Regions from separate parts of the Homo sapiens genome. Here all the other regions are linked to region 1. Evidence: read pairs that join two places in POLR2A ChIA-PET (ENCODE). Cell type or tissue: OCI-LY7. All regions are shown on one strand. Region 1 overlaps C19orf38 (chromosome 19 open reading frame 38). Region 2 overlaps SMARCA4 (SWI/SNF related BAF chromatin remodeling complex subunit ATPase 4). Region 3 overlaps SMARCA4 (SWI/SNF related BAF chromatin remodeling complex subunit ATPase 4). Region 4 has its middle 14 kb from the start of ZNF846.

Evidence for each region. Peaks named below come from ENCODE experiments on the same cell type or tissue, not always from the same donor. Only the 100,000 strongest peaks of a DNase experiment are listed, where the experiment ranks them.
Region 2: POLR2A ChIA-PET joins it to region 1 with 6 read pairs; 5 of 35 experiments call an interaction of 5 or more read pairs at or near these places.
Region 3: POLR2A ChIA-PET joins it to region 1 with 5 read pairs; 5 of 35 experiments call an interaction of 5 or more read pairs at or near these places.
Region 4: POLR2A ChIA-PET joins it to region 1 with 5 read pairs; 1 of 35 experiments calls an interaction of 5 or more read pairs at or near these places.

Annotation. Positions count from the first base shown.
Region 1 is chr19:10,866,595-10,869,094 of GRCh38, reverse strand. The region is part of intron 6 of C19orf38 (chromosome 19 open reading frame 38); the gene reads right to left. Among named protein-coding and RNA genes, the nearest start is that of CARM1, 3.7 kb to the left of the region's middle. In OCI-LY7, no CTCF peak of the experiment used is centred here; a DNase peak (open chromatin) is centred at 984; H3K4me3 peaks cover 1,110 bases; H3K27ac peaks cover 2,210 bases.
Region 2 is chr19:10,978,641-10,981,140 of GRCh38, reverse strand. The region is part of intron 1 of SMARCA4 (SWI/SNF related BAF chromatin remodeling complex subunit ATPase 4); the gene reads right to left. Among named protein-coding and RNA genes, the nearest start is that of SMARCA4, 19 kb to the right of the region's middle. In OCI-LY7, CTCF peaks have their summits at 698 and 900; DNase peaks (open chromatin) are centred at 320 and 970; H3K4me3 peaks cover 2,016 bases; H3K27ac peaks cover 2,500 bases.
Region 3 is chr19:10,999,688-11,002,187 of GRCh38, reverse strand. All of the region lies in intron 11 of SMARCA4 (SWI/SNF related BAF chromatin remodeling complex subunit ATPase 4), which reads right to left. Among named protein-coding and RNA genes, the nearest start is that of SMARCA4, 40 kb to the right of the region's middle. In OCI-LY7, no CTCF peak of the experiment used is centred here; no DNase peak of the experiment used is centred here.
Region 4 is chr19:9,781,787-9,784,286 of GRCh38, reverse strand. It overlaps a transcript of ZNF846 not described here. Among named protein-coding and RNA genes, the nearest start is that of ZNF846, 14 kb to the right of the region's middle. RefSeq lists an enhancer at 1-142. In OCI-LY7, no CTCF peak of the experiment used is centred here; no DNase peak of the experiment used is centred here.

The DNA.
Region 1 (2,500 bases):
CACACCCACCTGTCCTGGTCTTCCCTTCTCCTGCCTTCCTCTCTGCTAAACTGGGGACCAGAGAGCATGGATTCAAACACCAGTTCCTTCACTTTATAGCAGTGTAACCTCAGTTGTGTGGCTTCACCCCTCTATACCTCAGTTTCCCCTTCTGCAAAACGGGCAGAATGCTAGTACCCACCACTTCCTAGGGCTGCTATGAGGCTTAAAAGAGTAAAACTGATAAAGCAAATGGCACATCGTAAGCTCTTCTTTGCTAAGTGAACACAACCATTCATATTATCTCCTCTGTTGGGCCCAGTGGCTCACGCCTGTAATCCCAGCACTTTGGGAGACCGAGGTGGGTGGATCACCTCAGGTCAGGAGTTCGAGACCAGCCTGGCCAACATGGTGAAACCCTCTCAGAAAAATACAAAAATTAGGTGTGGTGGTGCACGCCTGTAATCCCAGCTACTCGGGAGGCTGAGGCAGGAGAATCACCTGAACCCAGGAGGTGAAGGTTGCAGTGAGCTGAGATCCTGCCACTCCTCTCCAGCCTGGGGAACAAAGTGAGACTTGGTCTCAAAAAAATAAATAAATAAAAAATAAATAGTATTATCTCCTCCTCCCCTCCCATTTGCCCATGGGCAAAACATTCCTCAAAAGTCTACCTCCTCCTCTGCCTTGGAGGCTCCTGACCCTGATCCTAGTTAAAGAGAGATGAATTTGCTAGAACTAAAGCCACTCAGTTGACAGCAGGCTGGGGGTTCCACCCACAGTCCTGTCCCTCCCAAGCTGGGTGACCCTAGGCCCATTATCAGCCTCAGTGTCCTTGTTCGTAAAAAGAAAATAATCGATCCCACCTGAAAGGGTGTTACAAAGTTGCATATCAGACACTCAGCAAGGTAATGGGGAAAGCTAGAGACAGGTCAGCTGCTGCCTTACCATTTCAGCCAACGACAAAGCAGTATAAGGCTTCAAAAGGAAACTAGAAGTGAAAGCAGAGACTCCAAAAGAAATTTGCATACCCATGGTCATGGCACGGTTCTGCACAACAGCCAAAAGGTGGAAACAACCCAAGTGTCCATCAACAATTGAATGGATCAACAAAACTTGGTGTATCCATACAACACAATATGATTCAGCCTTAAAAAGGAAGAACAGGCTGGGCACGGTGGCTCACACCTGTAATCCCAGCACTTTGGGAGGTCGAGGCGGGCGGATCACCTGAGGTCAGGAGTTCAAGACCAGCCTGGCCAACATGGTGAAACCCCATCTCTACTAAAACTACAAAAATTAGCCGGGCATGGTGGCAGGCGCCTGTAATCCCAGCTACTTGGGAAGCTGAGGCAGGAGAATCGCTGGAGGCTGGGAGGCAGAGGTGGCAGTGAGCCGAGATCACACCACTGCACTGCAGTCTGGGCGACAGAGTGAGACACTGTCTCAAAAAAAAAAAAAAAAAAAAAAAAAAAAAGAATGTTCTTCCTTTTTTTTTTCTGAGATGGAGTTTCGCTCTTGTTGCCCAGGCTGGAATGCAATGGCGTGATCTCAGCTCACAGCAACTCCGCCTCCTGGGTTCAAGTGATTCTCCTGCCTAAGCCTCCCGAGTAGCTGGTATTACAGGCATGTGCCACCATGCCCGGCTAATTTTTTTTTTTTTTTTTTGTAGTTTTAGTAGAGATGGGGTTTCTCCGTGTTGGTCAGGCTAGTCTCGAATTCCCAACCTCAGGTGATCTGCCCGCCTTGGCCTCCCAAAGTGCTGGCATTATAGGCATGTGCTACCGTGCCTGCCATGAAGGACATTCTGACACAGGCTACGTATGGCATGAATGAACCTTGAGGACATCAAGCTCAGCGAAACAGGCCAGTCACAAAAGGAAAAATATCATGTGATCTCATATCCATGAGATGTCCAGAAGAGGCAAATCCACAGAGACAGGAGAATGGTGGGTGCCAGGGGCTGGGGGAGGGACAACGGGGAGTGGGTGTTGCACGGAGACAAGTTTGGGAGGATGAGAAATTTCTGGGCCGGGCACGGTGGCTCATGCCTGTAACCCCAGCACTTTGGGAGGCCGAGGCGGGCAGATCACTTGAGGTCAGGAGTCTGAGACCAGCCTGGCCAACTTGGTGAAACCTTGTCTCTACTAAAAATATACAAAAATTATACAAAAATTAGGCTGGGTGCAGTGGCTCATGCTTATAATCCCAACACTTTGGGAGGTTGAGGTGGGTGGATCACCTGAGGTCAGGAGTTCAAGACGAGCCAGGCCAACATGGTGAAACCCTGTATCTACTAAAAATACAAACATTAGCTAGGTGTGGTATCAGGCACCTACAGTCCCAGCTACTTGGGAGGCTGAGGTGGGAGAATCGCTTCAACCCCAGAAGTGGAGGCTGCAGATGGCACCACTGCACTCCAGCCTGGACGATAATTGCGAAACTCCGTCTCCAAAAAAAAAAACTTTAGCCAGCCGCGGTGGCATGTGCCTGTAATCCAAGCTACTCGGGAAGCTGAGACATG
Region 2 (2,500 bases), 110 kb before region 1:
ATACTTCATAGATCCTGTGATATTCAGGGACCTATAGCTTCTTCCTCACTTGAAGGTCTTTATTCTAAGTCAAATAAACTGAAACTGACAGCAAAATACAATCCAGCACGCCTGTAATCCCAGCACTTTGGGAGGCCAAGGCAGGGGGATGGCCTGAACCCAGAAATTCAAGATCAGCCTGGGCAACATGGCAAAACCTCATCTCTACAAAAAATACAAAAATTAGCCATGCTTGGTGACACATGCCTGTAGCCCCAGCTACTTGGGAGGCTGAGGTGGGAGGGTTACCTGAGTCCAGGAGGTTGAGGCTGCAGTGAACCATGACCGCACCACTGCACTCTAGCCTGGGCAAAAGGGCGAGACGCTGTCTCAGAGGAAAAAGAGAAAAAGATCCAGGTCATTGAGGGCAAACCATCTTTTCCCTCTCTGAAGGTGGACAAGCCAACGAGCATACACTGGGAAGTGACTGAAATTATAGCTCTCCTCATTGTACATTTTTTTTTTTTTGAGACAGAGTCTCACTCTGTCGCCCAGGCTGGAGTGCAGTGACATGATCTCTGCTCACTGCAACCTCCGTCCCCGGGGTTCAAGCGATTCTCATGCCTCAGCCTCCCGAGTAGCTGGGACTACAGGCGTATGCCACCTAATCGTACTTTACACTGAGCATTAGAACTTCTCCCCTCTCCCTTCCATCAAATCATGCGATGCCGTCACAGCCTCCAGGAACGGCTCCAACTCAAAGCAGCGCTAACTTTGTCAACGGAAAAACAGAGTACACTGAAGATGCTGCCCCAAAAAACCATTTTGTGCCCGAATAAGGCAAGTCTGCTTTTTAGAAGCACGGGGTTTCACAGAGGCTTGTTAGAATGGCCTCTCCTCCTGAAAATGCTGCCTCTAGAGTCAGGCTGCAGTGAAACAGGAACGCGGGTGCCACCAGCATCCGCAAATTCATTTCCGGATTGAAAGCTCAGACACGTGCAGAGTGACAGTAAAGGGGATCCCAACAGCCCGGGAGTGATGCAAAGCCATCCCCAGCAGTATCGCCCAGTGCCAAAGCCTGTGATGAGGTTGCTGGTGCCTGCACTTGAACAAGCACTGGCCGACTTGCAGCACAAAGTGGAGAGCCGTGGAGCGACTCCACGTCCTCAGCTCAGTACTGAGGGGAGCAGCGTGTGATTCTGCTTACTCTCACTGACTTGTACATGCCCTGATCGCAGGATCATAGGTGAACAGCTTGAAGAACACTGCGTCAGACATCCCTCCTGACGTTCCAGAAGGCATTCTTGGGCCCCCCCAGTCAATACCACTCTCCCAGGGAAACCACTATTTTGACTATCACTGTGGCTTCCTTTCACCTGTTATTGAACTTCCAATAAAATGACGGGTGTGGTGGGTCACGTCTATAATACATATATTATATAATATACAATATATACTTATAACATATAATATATGTAACATATAAATAATATAATGTTGGGGGCAGTGGGTCATACCTATAATCCCAGCACTTTGGGAGGCCAAGGCAGAAGGATCGCTTGAGTCCAGGAATTCAAGACCAGCCTAGGCAACATAGCAAGACCCTGTCTCTACAAGTTTTTTTTTTTAAATTAGCTTATACTCAGGAGGCTGAGTAGGGAGAACTGTTTGAGCCCAGGAGGTCAAGGCTGCAGTGAGCCATGATCGTGGGCAACAGAGAAAGACCCTGTCTCAAAAAAAAAAAAAAAAGACAATCACACAGGGTCACCATGTCTGGGAGAGTCATCCGTTCTTTTTATGTGAGCATTCTCATTTTCATAGACATTGTACTCTACCAGGTTCTGGCCAGCACAAATCAAGCTGCTATGAGAGTCATTTGGTGAACACATGCATTGGTTCTTCTTGGGTGTCCAAGAATGAAACTGGTGGTTATAAAGGGAGGCATAAACTTAGCTTTGCTAGTTTTCCAAAATAGTTGTATCATCTACACACACGGTCCCACCTCCCACACAGGGACAGCATTCCAGGTGCTCTTCATCAACCCCAACACTTGCTGCTGTCAGTCCTTACAACTTTTAACAATGTTGCCAATGTCCAATCGCATCTTCTTATGGTCTTCATTTGCATGTCCCTCACAACTAATGGCACGGAGCACCTTTCTGTATGCTTACTGGCTATTGAGATATCTATCTATCTATTTATTTATTTATTTAGAGACAGAGTCTTGCTCCATCACCCAAGCTGGAGTGCAGTGGCGTGATCTCGGCTCACTGCAACCTCCGCCTCCTAGGTTCAAGCGATTATCGTGCCTCAGCTTCCCGAGTAGCTGGGATTACAGGCACGCACCACTATACCTGGCTAAAATATATATATATATATATTTTTTGTATTTTTAGTAGAGACGGGGTTTCGCCATGTTGGCCAGGCTGGTCTTGAACTCCTGATCCACCTGCATCAGCCTCCAGAAGTGCTGGGATTACAGGCACGAGCCACCACATATGTGGCCGGTATCCACTTTTAA
Region 3 (2,500 bases), 130 kb before region 1:
CTCCCCATTCTTCTGTGCTCCAGCCTAAGTTTTTCTCTTCACAGTTTTCCACTGGTATCAGTTTCCTGTCCATCCTTCCAGATCAATTCCATGGATAAGAAACAAGGACTTAGACGTTTCCACTTTCTCCCTCTTTTTTACACTAACGGTTATATAATTTACATTCTTTGGACCTTGATTTTTTCCCCCACTTATACTCTATTTGTAGATCTCATCAAGGGTCCTCATTCTTTTTTGTTAAAAAGCTAATTGAAATATTTCAAAAATAATTCCTCTTAGCAACAAATATGAAACTCCTCCTGTTGAGATTCAATGGATAAACATTTTCTCCCTCATCAATTCTTGTATATTTCCTAGAAAAAACTTCCAGGATGGAGAAAAAGTTATTGGTTTAAATTTTGGTTTTCATCTTCCAGGAATTTATAACTACCTGCAAAACTGCTGCGCTCACAGTGTCAATACCGTCCACACAGCGGAGGGATATCAGTCTCTACGCGCTAAAAGCTCACCCACAGAGCGGCCACCATAAGAGCAACCTCTTACCCCAACAATGGGCTCTGCAGGCTGCCTCAGTCAGGGACTTTCAACTCCACATCCTCTCTGGGATCACTGGGAGGAGCAGTCAAAGATGCCGATTGCTGCATGCCTCCCCTACACCCAAAATTCTGATTGAACTCCTCTGGAGTGAGGCTTGGGCATCCTCGCTTTTTAAGATTTTTAATTTACTTTTTATTTTTTGGAGACGGGCTCAGTACCATGGTTATTCACAGGTGTGATCACAGCCTCAAAGCCCTGGGCTCAAGTGATCCGCCTACCTCTGGCTCCCAATCAGCTGGGACCGCAAGTGCACACCACCATGCCCAGGTAATTATTTTATTTTTTGGAGAGACAGAGTCTCCCTATGTTGCCCAGGTTGGTCTTGAACTCCTGGACTAAAGCAATCCTCCCACCTCAGCCTCCTGAGCAGCTGCAACAACAGGCACATGCCTTCATGCTCAGCTACTACTTAGAAAAAGGTCCTCGGAGGATCACTTGAGCCCAGGACGTCAAGGCTGCGGTGAGCCATGACCTCATCACTGGACTCCAGCCTGGACAACAGAGAGACCCTGTCTCAAATAATAGTAGTAATAATAATAGAGAGCTCCCCAGGTGACTAGAACACACAACAGAGGCTGAGTACCACTGTCCGAGAACAAGAAAACCCACAAGCAGCAGCAAGTGCCGGTGCCTGTTCTCAACACTCCACAGGACAGGCAGCCACAGCAGGACTGAGCACAAGCTCCCACTTCATGCACTTTCCCACTTCATGACTTTTTTTTTTTTTTTTTGAGACAGAGTCTCACTCTGTCGCCCAGGCTGGAGTGCAGTGGTGTGATCCGCCTCCCGGGTTTAAGTGATTCTCCTGCCTCAGCCTCCCAGTAGCTGGGACTACAGAAGCCTGCCACCACGCCTGGCTAATGTTTGTATTTTTAGTAGAGACTGGGTTTCACCATACTGGCCAGACTGGTCTCGAACTCCTGACCTCATGATCTGCCTGCCTCGGCCTCCCAAAGTGCTGGGATTACAGATGTGAGCCACCGCACCTGGCCCATTACTTTTTTCTTGAGTCCTCCAGATGGCTTCAGAACTGTGAGACAGAACTGGCTGACAGAGAGAGACCCTGTCTCAAGTAATAAAAAGCTCCCCAGGCTGGAATGCAGTGGTACAAACACAGTGCACTGCAGCCTGGACCTCCTGGGCTAAGTTATCCCCCTACCTCAGCCTCTCGAGTAGGTGGGACTACAGGCGTGCGCACCAAGCCTGGTTAATTTTTTGTAGAGATGAGGTTTCACCATGTTGCTCAGGCTGGTTTCGAACTCCTGGGCTCAAGCGATCCACCCACCTTAGCAACCCAAACTGCTGGGGTTATAGGCATGAGCCACCACACCTGGTCCAAAGTAACTTCTTTTTTTTTTTTTTTGAGACAGAATCTCACTCTGTCACCCAGGCTGGAGTGCAATGGCCATGAACCTGGCTCACTGCAACCTCCACCTCTCAGGTTCAACCAATTCTCCTGCCTCAGCCTCCCAAGTAGCTGGGACCACAGGCGTGTGCCCCCACACCTGGCTAATTTTTTGTATTTTTAGCAGAGACGAGGTTTCACTATGTTGGTCAGGCTGGTCTTGAACTCTTGACCTTAGGTGATCCGCCCACCTTGGCCTCCCAAAGTGCTGGGATTACAGGCATGAGCCACCGCACCCGGCCCCAGTAACTTCTGGACACAGTATTTGGAACACATATCCTGAGGTAGAGGAACTCTATAAATACTGAACTCTAACTAGGAGACTTCTGCATAGAGGTGTCCATTAGCACTTTGGAACGTACTTTCTGTGTATTCTAAAATGGAGCAGGTAAGTAAGCCTATTATTGCTAAGGGAAATCAGGTTGCTGATTTTAGAATTATGGAAAGGCGGAAAGGATAAAAATTAACCCTGTGCTGTTGGATTAGAATTGGAGGTGT
Region 4 (2,500 bases), 1.1 Mb after region 1:
ATAGTCCTGCCACATCCCCCTTGCCCAGATAGTAGAGAAAGTGATCAATAAATACTGAGGGAACTCAGAGACCAGTGCCGGTGCAGATCCTCACTTGCTGAGCACCCGTCTCCTGGGCCCACTTTTCTTCCTCTATACTTTGTGTCTTATTTCCTTTTCTCAGTCTCTTGTCTCCACCTTGCGAGAAATACCAACAGGTGTGGAGGGGCAGGCCCCCTTCAATACGAAAAAAATCTACATGGGCCTGGACTTTTTTTCTTTAGGAAAAAAAATCACCATTATCTGGCCAGGCGCGATGGCTAGTGCCTGCAGTCCCAACACTTTGGGAGGCCGAAGCGGGCAGATCGCTTGAGCTCAGAAGTTCAAGACCAGTCTGGACAATATGGCAAAACCCGGTATCTACAAAAATAAAAATAAATAAAAATAAAAATTAGCCAAGCATAGTGGCACTGTGCCTGTAGTTCCAACTACTTGGGGGGCTGAGGTGGGAGGATCACCTGAGCTTGGGAGGTTGAGGTGGTGGTGAACAGTGATTGTGCCACTGTACTCCATCCAGGCGACAGAGTAAGACCCTGTCTGAAATTAAAAAAAAAAACAAAAACAAAACTGGCCGGACACGGTGACTCACACCTGTAATCCCAGCACTTGAGCTCAGGAGTTGGAGACCAGCCTGGTGAAATTATGTCTCATTATTATTTATACAAAATAAACTTTTAAAGAATATATATATATATATATATATTTTTTTTTTTTTTTTTTTAGTGATGAGACTCTCACTATGTTGCCCAGGCTGGAGGGCAGTGGCTATTCATAGTGGCAATCATAGCACACTGCAGCCTTGAACTCCTGGCCAACATGGCGAAACCCTGTCTCTACTAAAAATACAAAATTAGCTAGGCATGGTGATGCGGGTCTGTAATCCCAGCTACTAGGGAGGCTGAGGCAGGAGAATCGCTTGAACTTGGGAGTTGGAGGTTGCAGTGAGCTGAGATCGTGCTACTGCACTCCAGCCCAGGTGACAGAAAGCTAGACTCCATCTCAAAAAAAAAAAAAAAAAAAAAAAAAAAAGAATTATAGGGAGAAGTCCAGGTACTCAGGTCTGTATTTCAGCACTTTGGGAGGCCAAGGGGTGGCTCAAGTGATCAAGAGCAGCCTGGGCAAGATAGTAAAAACCCATCTTTACAAAAAAATTTAAAAATCAGCCAGGCATGGTGGCATACATCTATGGTCCCTGCTACTGGGGAGGTTGAGGTGGGAGGATTGCTTGAGCCTGGGAGGTCAAGGCTGCAGTGAGCCATGATCATGCTACTGCACTCCATCCTGGGTGACAGAGCAAGACCCTGTCTCTTAAAAAAAAAAAAGTTACAGGGAGATAGTGTTATGTATGGAGTGCTTGAAGAGGTAGAAGATCTAGAAAGAGCCACAGGTGTGCATTTTGAGAGAGTTAAAGGAAGTTGAGGAAAGCCATTTGTTCCTTTCAAATGCATATGGTGTCCTATTTAACCAAAATTATATCCCAGTAACATTTCTTTTCCATCTAGCTGTGTATTTATGGGTAACCTAATGTAACAGACACATATCAAAGTTTCAGTTAATTTCCTACTCATGTAACAATCTAAATTTAGTTGGCTTTCTTCCCCTGGTGGTGCAGAAACCCAGTATCTTTCAATGTTGAGACACCATGTACATCTAGGTGGAAAGGGAAAGTAAAAATAGAGAAAGCTGGCTGGGCATGGTGACTCATGCCTGCAATCCCAGTGCTTTGGGAGGCTGAGTCGGGAGGACTGCCTGAGACCAGGAGTTGGAGACAAGCCTGGGCAACCTAGCAAGACCCCATCTCTGGAACAAAAAATTAAAAATTAGGTGTGGTGGTGCACACCTGAAGTTCCAGCTACGTGGGAGGCTGAGGCTGGAGGATTGCTTGAGCCCAGAAGTTTGAGGCTGCAGTGAGCTGTGCAGCACCACTGCACTCTAGCCTGGGTGAGAGATTGAGACCCTGTCTAATAAAAAAGAGAAAGCACATTGCTCTTTGGCTAACACGACACATTTTTTTCCTTTAACATTTTGTGGTAAAAACTAGTCACAAGGGCTAGTGCCATTCCTGGTGGGGCAGCTATTTTTCAGCAATCACTCTGTATTCTGGAAGGGAAGAAAAATATTGAGGGAAAGTTCTTCTATCTCTGGATTCTGCTAACTTAAAAAAATTATTAGGCCGGGTGCGGTGGCTCACACATGTAATCCCAGCACTTTGGGAGGCTGAGGTGGGTGGATCATCTGGAGTCAGGAGTTCGAGACCAGCTTGGCCAACATGGTGAAACCCCATCTCTACTAAAAATACAAAATTAGCAGGGCATGGTGATGTGCACCTGTAATCCCAGCTACTTGGGAGGCTGAGACAGGAGAATCCCTTGAACCCGGAGGCGGAGGTTGTAGTGAGTCAAGATCGCACCATTGCACTCCAGCCTGGGCAACAAGAGCGACACTCCATCTCAAAAAAAAA